Linked DNA regions of Homo sapiens: region 2 is linked to region 1. A link is a loop called in an ENCODE intact Hi-C map of the cell type or tissue named here. Cell type or tissue: Caco-2. All regions are shown on one strand.

What was found. A loop is a pair of places that touch in the nucleus more often than their neighbours do. Peaks named below come from ENCODE experiments on the same cell type or tissue, not always from the same donor. Only the 100,000 strongest peaks of a DNase experiment are listed, where the experiment ranks them.
Region 2: a loop joins it to region 1, with 10 times the contacts of the local background. A loop is called at or near these places in 6 of 110 quality-filtered maps.

The regions. Positions count from the first base shown.
Region 1 is chr4:174,629,243-174,637,242 of GRCh38, forward strand. It overlaps GLRA3 (glycine receptor alpha 3), which reads right to left. Exons shown (of 10, transcript NM_006529.4): 10 at 7,678-8,000. LOC105377551 (a long non-coding RNA gene) reads left to right here. Exons shown (of 4, transcript XR_939494.3): 2 at 1,171-1,290; 3 at 2,534-2,623; 4 at 5,469-6,059. Among named protein-coding and RNA genes, the nearest start is that of HPGD, 110 kb to the left of the region's middle. In Caco-2, a CTCF peak has its summit at 3,122 (motif pointing left); no DNase peak of the experiment used is centred here.
Region 2 is chr4:174,378,683-174,386,682 of GRCh38, forward strand. The region is part of intron 2 of LOC105377547 (a long non-coding RNA gene); the gene reads left to right. Among named protein-coding and RNA genes, the nearest start is that of MIR4276, 41 kb to the right of the region's middle. RefSeq lists enhancers at 3,892-4,539, 4,540-5,186. In Caco-2, no CTCF peak of the experiment used is centred here; DNase peaks (open chromatin) are centred at 1,809, 4,709 and 5,239.

The DNA.
Region 1 (8,000 bases):
CGACCACATACTACTGATTACTTACTAGACAAGTGCTTGAGGTTTCAAAAATAAATAATAAATGGTCCTTACTCTAGGGATTGCAGTTTTAGTGGTGGCATGTATATACAGCAATTACAGTCATGTGGTATTAGAGACATGAATTAGAATGTGTGTAAGTCTTCTGTTGATCTTGATCCTCATTACTAAACTTTAACTCACCCCATTAATGGAAAGACTGTAAAAACTATCCATCTTGTTGTATGAGGAACAGCTTACTCATGGTTTCAAGCATGGAGTCACATTCACTATGACTGGGTAAAGGTCTCGGTGACTAAATCAGGTTAATACTAGGCGAGAGGCTATGACTTCCAGCATTTCTAAGAAAGGAAAATGCATACCATTTTGGCCTCAAGCACTCTGTTTTTTGTTTTTGTTTTTGTTTATTCCTCACTAGAGATGACTATAGAAAACTAACATGACTTCTAGGTAACTGGACTACTATGAATCCACCCCCAAGGTTTAGAATGCTTTTCAATGCCCCGATTGTGTAATTTAATGTGGTATTGTTCTTCCCCTCACAGGTGTCCCTCTGGCTCTACTGAACATACTGAGCAGGGACCTTGAACCTAATTAATCTCCTAAATTTTAAAACCTGTGATGACCTAGGGCAAGCATAAATTTGGAAGAAGCAAAGACAATATATTTATCTTGAAATATTTCAATTAAACTTCTGACTTGTTGACTTTATTGTAAGAGTTTGTTTTTATTTATTTATTTTTTTGAGACAGAGTCTCACTTCATCTCCCAGGCTGGAGTGTGGTGGTGCAATCTTGGCTCACTGCAACCTCCGCCTCCTGGGTTCAAGGGTTCAAGTGATTCTTGTGCCTCAGGCTCCCAAGTAGCTGGGACTACAGGACTGTGCCACCACACCCAGCTAATTTTTGTATTTTTTGTAGAGACAAGGTTTCACCATGTTGGCCAGGCTGGTCTTGAGCTTCTGACCTCAAGTGGTCCACCCGCTTCTGCCTCTCAAAGTGCTGGGATTACAGGTGTGAGTCACTGTGCCTGGTCTATTGCAATAGTTTCTAACTTGTCAGAAAGAGTGACACAAAAATTATTTTATTCATTGAAAACCCTTCTGATTGTTTCAACCATGACTATCATTTGATTTATGTGTTTGTTTTTCAGGTTTTGAAAATGACTGCCAAAAAGTTTATAAGCTGCAACATTTTAAGTAAATTTTATTATTAATGAATACACAGAAATTGAAAGTAAACTCATGGCTTCAACCTTTATACCAAACCTCCAGTAAGCAATAAAAATATCATAAATTTATTAAACAATAAACATGTACTTAGGAAAAAACAAAGGAGAATAATGAAGAACAAAGAGGCACCCAAATTAACTTTTTAAAAATTGTTACGTATTTATTTATGTATTATATTTATTTAATTAGAGACGGGGTTTTGCCATGTTGCCCAAGGTGCTCTTGAACTCCAGGGCTCACTCCATCCGCCTGCCTCAGCCTTTCTAAGTGTTAAGATTACAGGCGTGAGCCACTGTGCTGGCCAAATTAACTTTTAAAGGTTAGCCTAGTTCAAATAATTTCATGTTCCCTTTCTTTTTCCAAAATGTGCTTTTCTGTATTACAATTCTAGAAGATTAGCATGGTTTTTAGGGATGCCAATTCCTATGTTTTTAGATTATTCTGAAATTGGAGGGTCATATTATTTATATTTTGTATTCCTAAATTATAATTTTACCATGTGCCTAAGATGTTGATTTACAGTATATTTTATTTTTCTTCAGAAAGACATAAAGGAGAGATGAATCAAGGAATCTTATCCAAATGCTTTTCAAAATTAGTTTCATGCATGAGATAAAAGTTTTTAATGTCTAATTGAAATATTTATATTTTCACTATTAAGTAGAAATTGATATTAAGAATGAAATTTAGCCATATGTTGAAAGCCAGAAAGTAACAGTCAAAGAACACACCTAAATTAACAAATATTTGCTTTGTGGTTTAAACATTGCAATTAAGACACTATTGTTACTTTGAAGGTATAGATTTTAAGTCACACGTTGAAATAAGGCAAAGAACATGACATATAATTGTAACTAAAACGTGGCCATCTTGACAACATATTTTGATATTCCATAGATTCTATCTCTTATATATGTGATACCATGGTGCTAAATCTTTATACTATTAATGGCTGGTTAACTCAATCAAATAAACCAGTTGTTTTAGTATTTTAAGGTAGAGGTTTCTTATATGCTATAATAATGGAGAACTAAGCGAGAATTCTCTTTGTCTCTTCATCTTCTTTTTGCATGTAAAGTTGTGTCTACATTTAGCATATCCAACATTTTGGCATTCAGTCAACTGTGTGGAAGAGTACATTGACTTCAAATGAAGCACAGAGAAGTGGAACAGGAACTTCATGTTAGGGATCTAAATGCTAATGAGACCCTTGCACATGCTTTCTTGACTTCGAAATTAATATACATACTCATCAGTACCCTGTCTTTCTATTTCTTAAATTAGCTCAAGAGAGCAGCATGGTTTCCAGCGATGGTTAAACATTTCCACCAAGAAGCCTTAGTGAAATTGGAAAGTAATTGGAAGACAAAACAGGTATCTATGGCATATTCTCTTCTGTAACACTGAATTTTTTTTCTGTTTCTGTTTCAGATTTTATACTCATTCTAATTTTACATTTTTAGTATGTATTTCTTTCAAACTTTATAGTAAAATTGTCTCCACAGGAAGATATTAGCATTTATCTCACAGTTGCTAAACCCTCTTACTACAATTTGAAGATCAAGAACAGAGACTGATGGAGAGTATAGTTCTGGCTTCAACAGTGACTAGCATCAGTAGCCTCGAACAAAATTGCCTTATATCCTTAGGCTCCATTTCATTGCTTGTAAATAAGGGTTTTGAGAAAGTTCTGCCACAAAACTGTTTAATGAAGCTGTTAAAGTATAAGGTTTATATTGACTTGTTGTATTAAAAAGATTTAAAACACCCTTTTATGCCAAAATCTTGCCCCCAATCATTAATGAAATTAGCCTCATGGTTTTTTTTGAATGACATCTACAATTCCGAAACCAATGAGAGGGAGCCCTCTTGTGGTTTAGGCATAGAGTGGCTTATGTTCTAGCTGCATTTATAAGATACAAGAATGTATAATCTTTGAAAAATGTAACAACCTTAGATACCTACTGAATATGATCTAAAATTTATAGGAAATTTAAAAATTACAATTTTGGATATGTATACTTGTTCTTTAAATAATTCAGGGGAGTTTTTGAAACTAAAAGTATGCAGCACATAGTATGTTGCTGTCTGTAATTATATTCTTATTTAGTAAAAACCTTTCAGTATATACTTGGTTAGTAGTTATAATGATCAGTAAAGACACCAAAGTGGTTCAGGTCACCTCACTTAGGAAGTAGAGGACAAAATAATGACATTAAAATAGATAACTGCACATTAAATACCTTTTATACTCTTTAACTGTATTTCTGAGTGATAAGCATCAAACATTTTGATCACTTAGGGATTTACCATGCTTATAACAGCAGGTGAACTTGCTATATTTTGTTGCTTAAGAATACAATATATAACACATATTAAAAGGTAAAAAATTAAGTAAAAAATTTATGAAGCTAAGGTTAATTATTATTAAAGAAATTTCAAAAATTAAACTTACTGTAGCCTAAGTGTACAGCCTTTAAAAACTCTACAGTAGTGTGGCTGGGCATGGTGGCTCATGCCTGTAATCCTAGCATGTTAGGAGGCCAAAGCAGATGGATCACCTGAGGTCAGGAGTTCAAGACCAGCCTGCCCAATGTGGTGAAATCCCATCTCTACTAAAAAATACAAAAGTTAGCTGGGCATGGTCGTGGGCGCCTGTAATCTCAGGTACTCAGGAGGCTGAGGCAAGGAGAATTGCTTGAACCCGGGAGGCAGAGGTTGCAGTGATCTGAGATCACGCCACTGTACTCTAGCCTGGGCTACAAAGCGAGACTCCATCTCAAAAAAAAAAAAAAAAAAAAAAAGGTCAACAGTAGTGTAATAATATCCTAGGACTTCATACTCACTCACCACTTACTCAGGGCAACTTCCAGTCTGCAGGCTCCTTTCAAGTTAAATGCCCTATATAGGTGTACTGCATTTTACCTTTTATTCTATATTTTTATTGTACCTTTTCTATGCTTACATATGTTTAGAAACACAAATACTTACCATCGTATTACAGTTGTCTGCACTATTCAGTATAGTAACATGCTGTACAGGTTTGTAGCCTAGAAGCAACAGACTATCCCATATACTCTAGCCTAGATGTAGTGGTCTATCCCATGTAGGTATATAGAAATACACCCTATGGTGTTTACACAATGACAAATCATCTAATGACACATTTCTTAGAACATATTCCTGTCATTAAGCAACTCATGACTTATACTAGCACATTAATATTACTTTTTAAAGTTTCTTTTCAGAAATGAAATTATATTATCCATTAGGTGAATAAGGCATATGAACATAATTTCCCTAGTTGTATATTTGGTGACTTGAAATTTCATCTTTTTTCATTTACCCCAGCATTTTCATTAATGTTCACAGATAATATAAAAAGATATTTCAAATATAACCAATTCGCAACAGTAAATGGATTCTAATATATTTGATTTAAAGTAAATTGCAAATAACATAACATGTTCATTTGTTTCTCATATTCTTTTTCATTCAAGAAGGAAAAAACACAAATTAATCACCTAAGTTGGAAGGATATTTCAATCCACTATATGCAATGCATCAATATAAGTTCCATCACTTTAGAAAAGACTGATTCTTGCTTAGAGATTATTGATTACCCAGGAGAATTACTAACCTAAAGTGAAAATAAAAGAAAACTCTTGTCTATGACACACGGTTCCTGCAGATTATTTCCTGTTTTGCTTTGCTCCTGAAAGTGGAGGAAGCTTTTCTGTTTGTTACCCATTGAAGTTTTCATGGCCTAATAATGTGGCGACTCAAAAAATTTGCTGATGATAAAGAGGAGAACAAAGGAAGCACCCAGCTTCAATTCTGGTATTTATCAAATAAAATGTGATAGAGTAAAGCAGTGTTTCTTAGAAAGGATCTAATAATTTATTATCAATCTTCTTTAACTTTCTGGCAATTAAAAATAAATTTGTGCTTTTGGATTTTCTATTATCTGTCAAATAATTTGGCAATTTTAATAAATTTATTGTTTTTGATTTATATTTCATTCCAATTTTCTTTGATTAGCCACTTAGGAAATTCAATGTTATACCTGTAAGCTTGATCTTCCACAGAATAAGTATTTCAAACAAGGTCAATCTGTAGGAATTTGCTTTTTGGGGAGGGAGAAGTCATTTAAATAAGACTCTATAAACATACTTATTTCTGTAACAGATCATTTAGAAGAGTTATTTTTTTCCCCCAGAAAGAAAAGGAACCTGACATCAAAATAGAGATTTTGTAACGGCTTAAGAACAGAGACCAGTTTGGAAGATCAAGAGCCATTAGGTTACAGAACTGTGAGTGAATGTCACATGCATTTTAACTAGTATTCCTTCATTGTTTGAAGAACAAGTGTTCAGACAATTCATTCCTCATGTCACAGAATGGGCTATAGATGATGATAGGATTCTCTCCTGGACCACGCTCTGGTCATACTCCTCTGAGATCCCTTTTTGATTAGGCCCCAACTTGGGTTCTGTTCTTGGCCTAGTTAGTTCAATTAGGCAAGAATTCTGCTGGTTCAGTTTAACGAAAATCCCTTATCTTTGATATCTAATCAAATTTCTTATCCCCCCCACATTCAGTATCTTATCACCCTGGCTGCATTCAGCAAGAATTTTGCTAAGTCAGTTTAGCCAGAATCCCTTCGAGGTTTCCTCTCTAGTAATTTTCCACCCACTGACCATCACTTATCCAAAATCCCCACTTATCCTGGTATTCAGAATGCAGCCCCGTTCTATACTGAGGTCTCTCTGTCCCCAGTGCAATAGTTCCTGAATAAAATTTGCCTTCACTGCTTTAACTTATGTCCAGCTCTGCTTTTCTTTCACAGTGCCAGCTTCTGTTCACAACCCAGCTTCCAGTTAACAGTTTGCCCAAGTGAATTTTTAAATACTGTCAGAGCAGTACAATGTTGGATAAAGAGCATCAACAGAGATAACCTGATAAGACAACACATGGGGTCAAATATACAAATATAAAGAAACATAAAAACAAACTAAATATTTATAGTATAGTTCAGTAAATATGGTCTAATTCAATTTAGGATTCCAATGAATGCGTATTTAAAAATGCAAATTACACAAAATTACAAAGAAGGAATATATTTAGAAAATCAGTTTATCAAGGCAGAAAGCAACTGTCAGCAAGAGTATATTGAAATAAACTATGTAAAGAAAAATAACCAATGTAGTGATATGGAAAATGATGAATATCATGAGAGTAATGAAAGTATTTTAAACCATAGTAGTATAAATTGACTTAATTAATCACAGTTTACCAATAAGCTTCTTTCCATTCTTAGTGTGGTCACATTACATTTATTCCTATACATTTTGTTTAGGGATCCATTACCTATAGATATCGCTAACACTTGTACTTACAGATGACCTGGACTGATTCTATGGCAGTATTTCAGTACAGAGTTTTTGCTGATGTCATGATATGAACCACATAAGCAATTAGTGAAGGCCAGCTTACTGAAGAAAATCATCATGCTGATTTAGCAAGGAATTTTCAATCTAAGTTTTTTTCCTGAACTTTGTGCCAGTCAATATATAAAAGTGTCAAACACTATTACATATAAATTATAGGTACTTTAAAAATGATAGACTAATTATCACACACCAAATAGTAATATTTTCTTAAATTTCTTGGCCGGGCGTATTTTTGGAGGCCAAGTATTTTTGGAGGCCGAGGGGGGGCGGATCATGAGGTCAGGAGATCGAGACCATCCTGGCTAACACGGTGAAACCCCATCTCTACCAAAAATACAAAAAATTAGCCGGGCATGGTGGCGGGCACTTGTAGCCCCAGCTACTTGGGAGGCTGAGGCAGGAGAATTGCTTGAACCCGGGAAGCGGAGGTTGCAGTGAGCTGAGATCGCACTACTACACTCCAGCCTGGGTGACAGAGCGAGACTCCGTCTCAAAAAAAAAAACAATTCCTATTTGTTTACTACTATTCTATCACTAAACTCCAGTCTAACTCTGTGGAGGAAAAAAGAAAGATGAAATTATAGGTTTAAAAAAACATCAGTATTCCATTTTGAAATAGTCTCTATGGGTAAGTCAAGTGAAAGTGGTTTATTCAATAAACAGATTTTAAGAAGTCTTTCAAACAAACAAAAACTACAAATACACTAATGCCAAATCATTTTTCTAGTTAGTAATACTTCTTCTCTCATTCTATCCTTAGTAGAAAAGTTCCATTCACCATCCTTCTCATTGTGCTTTTCCTATAATGAAATGCATATATTAAGACTTCTCTGAATGATATATCACTGACTTTGTAATCCTAGATGTAATAGTTTCCATGAGAACAGGAATGTAGCATGACTTTTGTCAGGAAGACAACATGATTCTTTGGTAAAATCTGGTCTTTAAAAAAATTAGACAAAAGAGGTATCCATATTCTTGAAAAGTGTTCATTTTTATTGTTTCGGATCAAATTATCTATAGTTACATGTTAAATACTTTATACTGTTCACAGGTTAATGACTCTGATAGAGAGTCTGTTAGTTGCAAAATTGAACTAAATATAATATAATGAAAAACAAGTTGATGAAATCGTGCATAAATTTTTAAATATGTTTTCAGTATAATTTCCTGGAAAAATATGACAGCATCTGGACAAGGAAGACAGACTTAGACATAAGACTCAAGAAGACAGAAAAATAATTTACACCATAAAAACCATAAAATAGCAATACTTCTTTTGGTAGTCCTTTAAACAA
Region 2 (8,000 bases), 250 kb before region 1:
AGGAGGAAGAGAGGATCTACTACTTGAAAGTATCCCACTGATATATTTAAAAAAAATTTTTTTTAATAGTTTTGTTCCAGCCATACCAGCTGGAAGTAATTTCCTTTTAACTATTAAATAGAATTTTCTCTTTTGGCATTCTGTAACACTTGCATTTATCTCCAGCTTAGTTAATTGTAGCAAACGTTTCTAATATTTCAGAAAACTCCAAGTGCAAATCATTAATATAGGAACATAAAAGACATTTAATACCATTAATCCTTTCCCACAATTTAAAAAGATTAAATTTAAATTAAAATTTAAATATAGGATTAAATAGGATTAAAGATTAGGGCTATCTGCTTCAGAACCAAAGGTATAATTCTATATATCCCTTGGGTACTGCAGCTAAAGAAATGCAAAAACTTTGTGTTTTCTTCACTAAAGGAGCTATTGAGAGGGGAAACCTGTTAGTTCTCTGCATCCAAAAGGCTGACTACATTTATGTTTTTATATGTACAGATGTTCCTAGTTTGAAATATCAAGACTCATAGAGTTGAGCTGACAAATTTTAAACTGTCTGCAATTTTGGATTTACAAGCACTACGCAAGGCACTAGACAATAGTGAAGAAAACTGTACGTGAGTTGTGTCACCATGGTGCTTGGAATAGTGATGGAGACAGAGATTACACAAATAATGTAAAATTGTATTTGTGATAAGGACAGTAAATGAATGGTATTTGGAGCCATAACATCATTTAGCCAAGGGATGTGATATATTACTTGCAGACCAAGCAAACTTTCCTTGAGAGAGTGATGATAGGATGAAATCTGAAGGTTTACTTTCAGCAAATGAAGTGGGAGAGGAAGAGTGTTCCAGGCAAAGGCAACAGTATGTGTTAAGGACTTACGTTGAGATGATATGCAGACATTGCATTTTTAAGCTCTAGAAGTTTGATTTGAGTTCTTTTCCATTATCTTCCATGTCTTTGCATGCTCAAAGCTTCTTGAATATATGGCATGTATTTATACTAACTGATTTGATGTTCTTGTCTACTAAATCTGTGTTATTTCTAAGTCTGTTTTTATTGATTGATTTTTATCCTTATTATGGGCTATATATTCCTGCTTCTTTGTAACTATGGTAAGTTTTAATTATATGCTAGAAAATGTGAATTTTACCTTTTTGGGAGTTGAATATTTTTGTATTTCTATGCATATTCTTGAATTTTGTCCTAGGATGCTGTTAAATTACTTAGAAACAGTTTGCTTCTGTTTTTTGTTCTTAAGATTTGTTAAATGGGACCAGAGCAGCATTTAGTAGCCAATTTTGCCCTTTTAGTAAAGTAGTAATGTTTTTAGTATTCTATCCAATGCCCCTTGAATTAAGAGGGTTTCCTGTGGGGAAAAGAAAGAGAGATCAGAGTGTTACTGTGTCTATGTAGAAAGAAGTAGACATAAGAGACTCCATTTTGTTCTGTACTAAGAAAAATTATTCTGCCTTGAGATGCTGTTAATCTGTAACCCTACCCCCAACCCTGTGCTTGCAGAAACATGTTCTGTGTCGACTCAAGGTTTAATGGATTTAGGGCTATGCAGGATGTGCTTTGTTAAACAAATGCTTGAAGGCAGTATGCTTGTTAAAAGTCATCACCACCCCCTAATCTCAAGTACCCAGGGACACTAGGAAAGCCAGGTATTGTCCAAGGTTTCTCCCCATGTGATAATCTGAAATATGGCCTGGTGGGAAGGGAAAGACCTGACCATCCCCCAGCCCGCAGTAAAGGGTCTGTGCTGAGGAGGATTAGTAAAAGAGAAAGCCCTCTTTGCAGTTGAGATAGGAGGAAGGCATCTGTCTCCTGCTCGTCCCTGGGCAATGGAATGTCTTGGTGTAAAACCCGATTGCATGTTCCATCTACTGAGATAGGAGAAAACTGCCTTAGGGCTGGAGGTGAGACATGCTGGAGGCAATACTGCTCTTTAAGGCATTGAGATGTTTATGTATATGCACATCAAAAGTACAGCACTTTTTCTTTACCTTGTTTATGATGCAGTGACATTTGTTCATATGTTTTCCTGCTGACCCTCTCTCCACTGTTACCCTATTGTCCTGCCACATCCGCCTGTCCGAGAAACGCCCGATAATGATCAATACATACTGAGGGAACTCAGAGACTGTGCCGGCAGGGGTCCTCCGCATGCTGAGCACCCCTGGGCCGACTTTTCTTTCTCTGTACTTTGTCTCTGTGTCTCTTTCTTTTCTCAAGTCTCTGGTTCCACCTGATGAGAGAAGCCCACAGGTGTGGAGGGGCAGGCCACCCTTCAGTTTCCAATCTCACCGGTGGGCACATAAGCTATTCTCAGCTCTGGGTGAACCCTAAGGGTTGTTTCCCCTGCTGCTTGGGTGTTTCTTTTTCCAGCTTTGGATAATTTGCTCACATGCATATCCTGATCAATATTTGGCTGAATACTCAAGGGGGACCCTCTGCAGATCTCTGGGTTTTCTTTCTCTATAGTTCTCTCCTCTGCGGTAGTCTGCCATGTCCAACTAAATAACAAACAGACAGGGAGACTCTATAAAAGAAAATAGTATTTATTCAGGAGTAGCATTGCAATGGGAATATGCATAACATGTAAATTATGTGCATATTCCAAGAGGTTGAGGCAATGGGGAGTTTTTAAAGGCAAATGAGGAGGATTACCTATGTTTTCTTGTTTGTTGTTTTGTTTTTAAATCAATCATCCTTGGCTACAAAGATCAATAACAAGGGCAAATCAGTCCAAGGTTAAACAGAAAGTTGCTGGGCAGACGCCCTTGCAGAAGCATTTACTGGACAAGGTTGTGGTGACCTTTGTGCAAGGTTGTGGTTTTTGCAGTCTGTTTTGATAGTTTTGTTATCAGGCAAACATGCATGAGAGCCCTCCCTTCATGGCCTTCCTCAGGTCCATTTTGTCAGGGCATGACACAAGTAACTCCATTTTGATTCTGACAGCTTTGACAGCCTTGTGAACTCTTGCTTCCTTGGCCTCCTTGAACTCTCAGCTCCATCTCCTCAACTCAGGGAAGTCAATGGACTTCTCCTAGGTTCTTCATCTTTTTCTATTTTGTGCTGCTATAACAAAATACAAGAGACTGGGTAATTTATAAAGAAAAAATTAATTTTCTCACAGTTCTGGAAGCTGAAAAATCCAAGATCAAGGCACTAGCAGGTTTGGTTGTCTGGCGAGGGTTGCTCTCTGCTTCCAAGATAGTTCTTTGTTGCTGCATTTTCTGGAGGGGAGGAAAACTGTCTTCTCACATGTATGGTAGAAGGTGGAGGGGCAAGTGTGAAGCATCTTTTATAAGGGCCATAATCCCACTCTCAAGGGAGGAGCTCTCATGACCTAATTGCATGTTAAAAGCTCCACCTTTTAATACTCTCACATTGGCCAGTAAGTTTTAACACCTAAATTTTGGAGAGTACACATTCAAACCATTGCACCCACCCTGCACTGCAGCCTGCAAACTCTTTAGGCGGTGAGCTGATCCAACTGCAGGGCTCACATCGTTTGCTTTCCTTGTCTCAGGAATTGCAGTCCTGTGCTACCAGTATCTACAAGCCATTGTTTTATGTCTTGTCCATTTTTATGGTTGTTTCACATGGAAGGGTAAATTAAGTCCCTGTTATTCCATCATGGCAGGAAGTGGAAGTTTGAAAGACTGATAAAACACCTGTGTGGCTAGAATTACATGTTGCCAGATGAGACCAGAGGAGTAGACTGGCAGCAAGCAGATTTTCCAGTTTGAAAAATATTAATGTATCTTTTTCTCTTTGCCTTTTCATGTACACAATGTGTAGATGCTAGCATAAGGCACCTGTTTACTTGGAGCGGGGGATGTGACATAGAAGAGACACAGAAGCATCCTTATGTTATTATTATTATTATTATTATTATTATTATTATTATTATTATTTGAGACACAGTCTGATTCTGTCACCCAGGCTGGAGTGCAGTGGTGCAATCTCAGTTCATTGCAACCTCCACCTCCCAGGTTCAAGCAATTCTCTTGCCTCAGCCTCCCGAGTAGCTGGGACTACGCGTGCCCGCCACCACGCCTGGTAATTTTTGTATTTTTAGTAGAGATGGGGTTTCACCATGTTGTCCAGGTTGGTCTTGAACTCCTAACCTAAAGTGATCCACCCGCCTTGGCCTCCCAAAGTGCTGGGATTACAGGCGTGAGCCACCATGCTCAGCCTGCTATCTTGATATTGAGGGTACAAGGTGAACTGGGAGACCTGGAGAGCCTAGCATGGTGCAAAGAGGGCATGGTACCTGGGGATTTGGTGTGGTCAAGGCTAGCAGAAAGGAAAGGTGATGGGAAGAATGTGGGGAAAAGAAAGAGAGATCAGATTATTACTGTGTCTGTGTAGAAAGAAGTAGACATAAGAGACTCCATTTTGTTCTGTACTAAGAAAAATTCTTCTGCCTTGAGATGCTGTTAATCTGTAACTCTACCCCCAACCCTGTTCTCCCTGAGACATGTGCTGTGTCCACTCAGGGTTAAATGGATTAAGGGCTGTGCAGGATGTTCGTTGTTAAACAAATGCTTGAAGGCAGCATGCTTGTTAAGAGTCATCACCACTCCCTAATCTCAAGTACCCAGAGACACAAAACACTGCGGAAGGCCACAGGGACCTCTGCCGAGGAAAGCCAGGTATTGTCCAAGGTTTCTCCCCATGTGATAGTCTGAAATATGGCCTCGTGGGAAGGGAAACACCTGACTGTCCCCCAGCCTGACACCAGTAAAGGGTCTGTGCTGAGGAGGGTTAGTAAAAGAGGAAGGAACGCCTCTTTGCAGTTGAGATAAGAGGAAGGCATCTGTCTCCTGCTCCTCCCTGGGCAATGGAATGTCTCGGTGTAAAGTCCAATTGTATATTCCATCTACTGAGATAGGGGAAAACTGCCTTAGGGCTGGAGGTGGGACATGCTGGCAGCAATACTGCTCTTTAAGGCATTGAGATGTTTATGTATATGCACATCAAAAGCACAGCACTTTTTTCTTTACCTTGTTTATGATGCAGAGACATTTGTTCACGTGTTTACCTGCTGATCTTCTCTCCACTATTATCCTATTGTCCTGCCACATCCCCCTCTCTGGGAAATGCCCGATAATGATCAATAAATAGTAAGGGAACTCAGAGGCCGGTGTCAGCGTGGGTCCTCCGTATGCTGAATGCTGGTCTCCTGGGCCCATTTTTCTTTCTCTATACTTTGCCTCTGCATCTGTTTATTTTCCAAGTCTCTCTTTCCACCTAATGAGAAACGCCCACAGGTGTGGAGGGGCAACCCATCCCTTCAGAAGAGTAGCACTTTATGATCACTACTGGGAGGGTCCCAGAACAACCACTTCATGCATAGGCCAGCCAGGACCCACAGAACTCTGGGGAGTTTCAAACAGTCTTATTTCTCCGTCCTCCAGCAGCATGAGATCTTGTGTTATCTTTACTTTTCTCATAAACTTCATTGTCACCTAGGAGGAAGGTTAAGAGAGGGGACAGAACTCTGATTTTGGATTTTCCTGGCTCATTTAAATAGCCTAAATTACTTAGAGACTGTTTAAAGGGGCATGCACCAAAATTTCTCCATCTTTTGACTTACCAGATTCTTTTTCCTCTGATACTTCTCAGAATGAGGTCTTTTAAGTAAATGAGGTCTTTTATGGTCTTTTAAGTAAATGAGGTCTTTTACTGATGAGGTCTTTGAAGACCAGAACAGTAAATAAAAAATAAAGGAGGTTTTTTATATTTTTATTTTATTTTATTTTTTACACATCTGAATGTTGTGTGAGTAAATCTGCAACCTCACCATAAAGTTAAGAATTTCTGTTTTAGGGCCAGGCACGGTGGCTCACGCCTGTAATCCCAGCACTTTGGGAGGCCGAGGCGGGCGGATCACGAGGTCAGGAGATGGAGACCATCCTGGCTAACATGGTGAAACCCCGTCTCTACTAAAAATACAAAAAATTAGCCAGGCGTGGCGGCGGGCGCCTGTAATCCCAGCTACTCTGGAGGCTGAGGTGAGAGAATGGCGTGAACCCGGGAGGCGGAGCTTGCAGTGAGCCGAGATGGTGCCACTGCACTCCGGCCTGGGCGACAGGGCGAGACTCCATATCTCAAAAAAAAAAAAAAAATTCTGTTTTAATAATGGAGAGTCAGTTATGTTTTTTAAGCATAGGTAGTTGGTATGAGGGACAGGATCATATTGGTGTTTTCAAAATTTCAAAGTTAATTTCAAAAGTTCACTCAGCCAAAGTAAGTGAACTATTAAAGCTTAGAGATCTTTCAGAGACTATTATAGTACCAAATGCCAAAACTGATTGAAAATACTCAGATTTTAAGAAAATATTTTATGATAATCTGTAGTATGTATTTATATAAATATTTATTTATTTGTATGTATTTTTGTATCTGTAGAGTTTACCACTATTCCAAGGCACCTAGATGACCATGCTACTAATATAATAATGTTAGAAGAAAGGCAAATCTAATTTTTATAAATGCTAACCCATTTTGAATTCAAACCACTATTTTTTAAAATTTCTCATCTCTTTTCAGTGGAAGAACCACCTAGTCCAAGAAATTTTAAAAAAAAATTACAATAGTTATTTTTACCACGTGTATCAAAGTGCATTGCCTAAGGCCATGTACTCTTTCAGGAAGTGAAAATCCATAAAAATAATTCTATACTAAGAGGTATGTCACCATTCTTTCTCAGGCCAGAGGCTCCATCCTTACCTTGGGCATTCCCAAGTGTCCAATCTGATTGTTAATAACTGTCACAATTTATGAAGTTCTTTGAATATGCCTTATCTGGATGGTTGGTAAATCAGAATAATAAGGATATTTGGCCCTTGAATTAATTAGTAGGTGCTTGATTTGACTAATCTCTTTTAGTCCCTACTTTAGCTGGTACTATCTTGTAAATCTTACTTATGGAAATGGCTGACACAAAGTTTTCTAGTAATTTTGCTTCTTGTTACCAAATGTATTAGTCCTGTCTTATGCTGCTAATAGAGACCTACCTGAGACTAGGTAATTTATAAAGGCAAGAGGTTTAATTGACTGACAGTTCGGCATGGCTGGGGAGGCCTCAGGAAACAAACAATCATGGCAGAAGGGGAAGCAAACACATCCTTCTTCATATGGCAGCAAGAAGGAGAAGTGCCAAGCAAAGTGAGAAAAGCCTCTTATAAAACCATCAGATCACATGAGAACTCACTACCATGAGGACAGCATGGGGGTAACCACCCCCATGATTCAATTACCTCCCACCAGGACCCTCCCATGACATGTGGGGATTATGGGAACTACAGTTCAAGAGGAAATTTGGGTGGGGACACAGCCAAATCGTATCACCAGTGATCCCTTTTCTCATGTACCTAATGCAGGAAGAAAATTGAGGTTTTACATTCTGAAGTGCTATTCCATCTTTAAAAATCGGAACTTTATTTCTGCTTGAATGTCCCATTCCATATTTTAATGTAAGGGGATTTGAATCAAGTAGATTTCTTTGTTTTATTTTTATTACACAGGCAATATATGAATATATGATTGTTCAGAAATAATTGAAAGATATAGATAAGTAAAATAGAATTAAAAAGTCACTTATACCAACAACAGCCAGGAAGTAATCACTGTTATCTTCATCTTATTGTATATTCTTCAGATTTCATATTATTGTTATTTGTAAACATAAAAAGACATCATGCTTCTTTGGTTTAGCAACATATTATTAACCTTCTTTGCCAGTAAATATTGTTTTAAAACATTATTTTAAAAGGATGTTCCATTATATGAATATGCCACACTTAATAAAGCCTTCATTTTTGGGTGTTCAAGTTCTTTTAATTTTTTATAAATATTGCAAACATAGCTACACAATTTAACAAAACACAGTTGCAAAAACAGGTAAATGTTTGCATATATCATGAACTGCTTTCTTCAAATTAATTGGGAAATGTGTAATGAATTCAGATGAC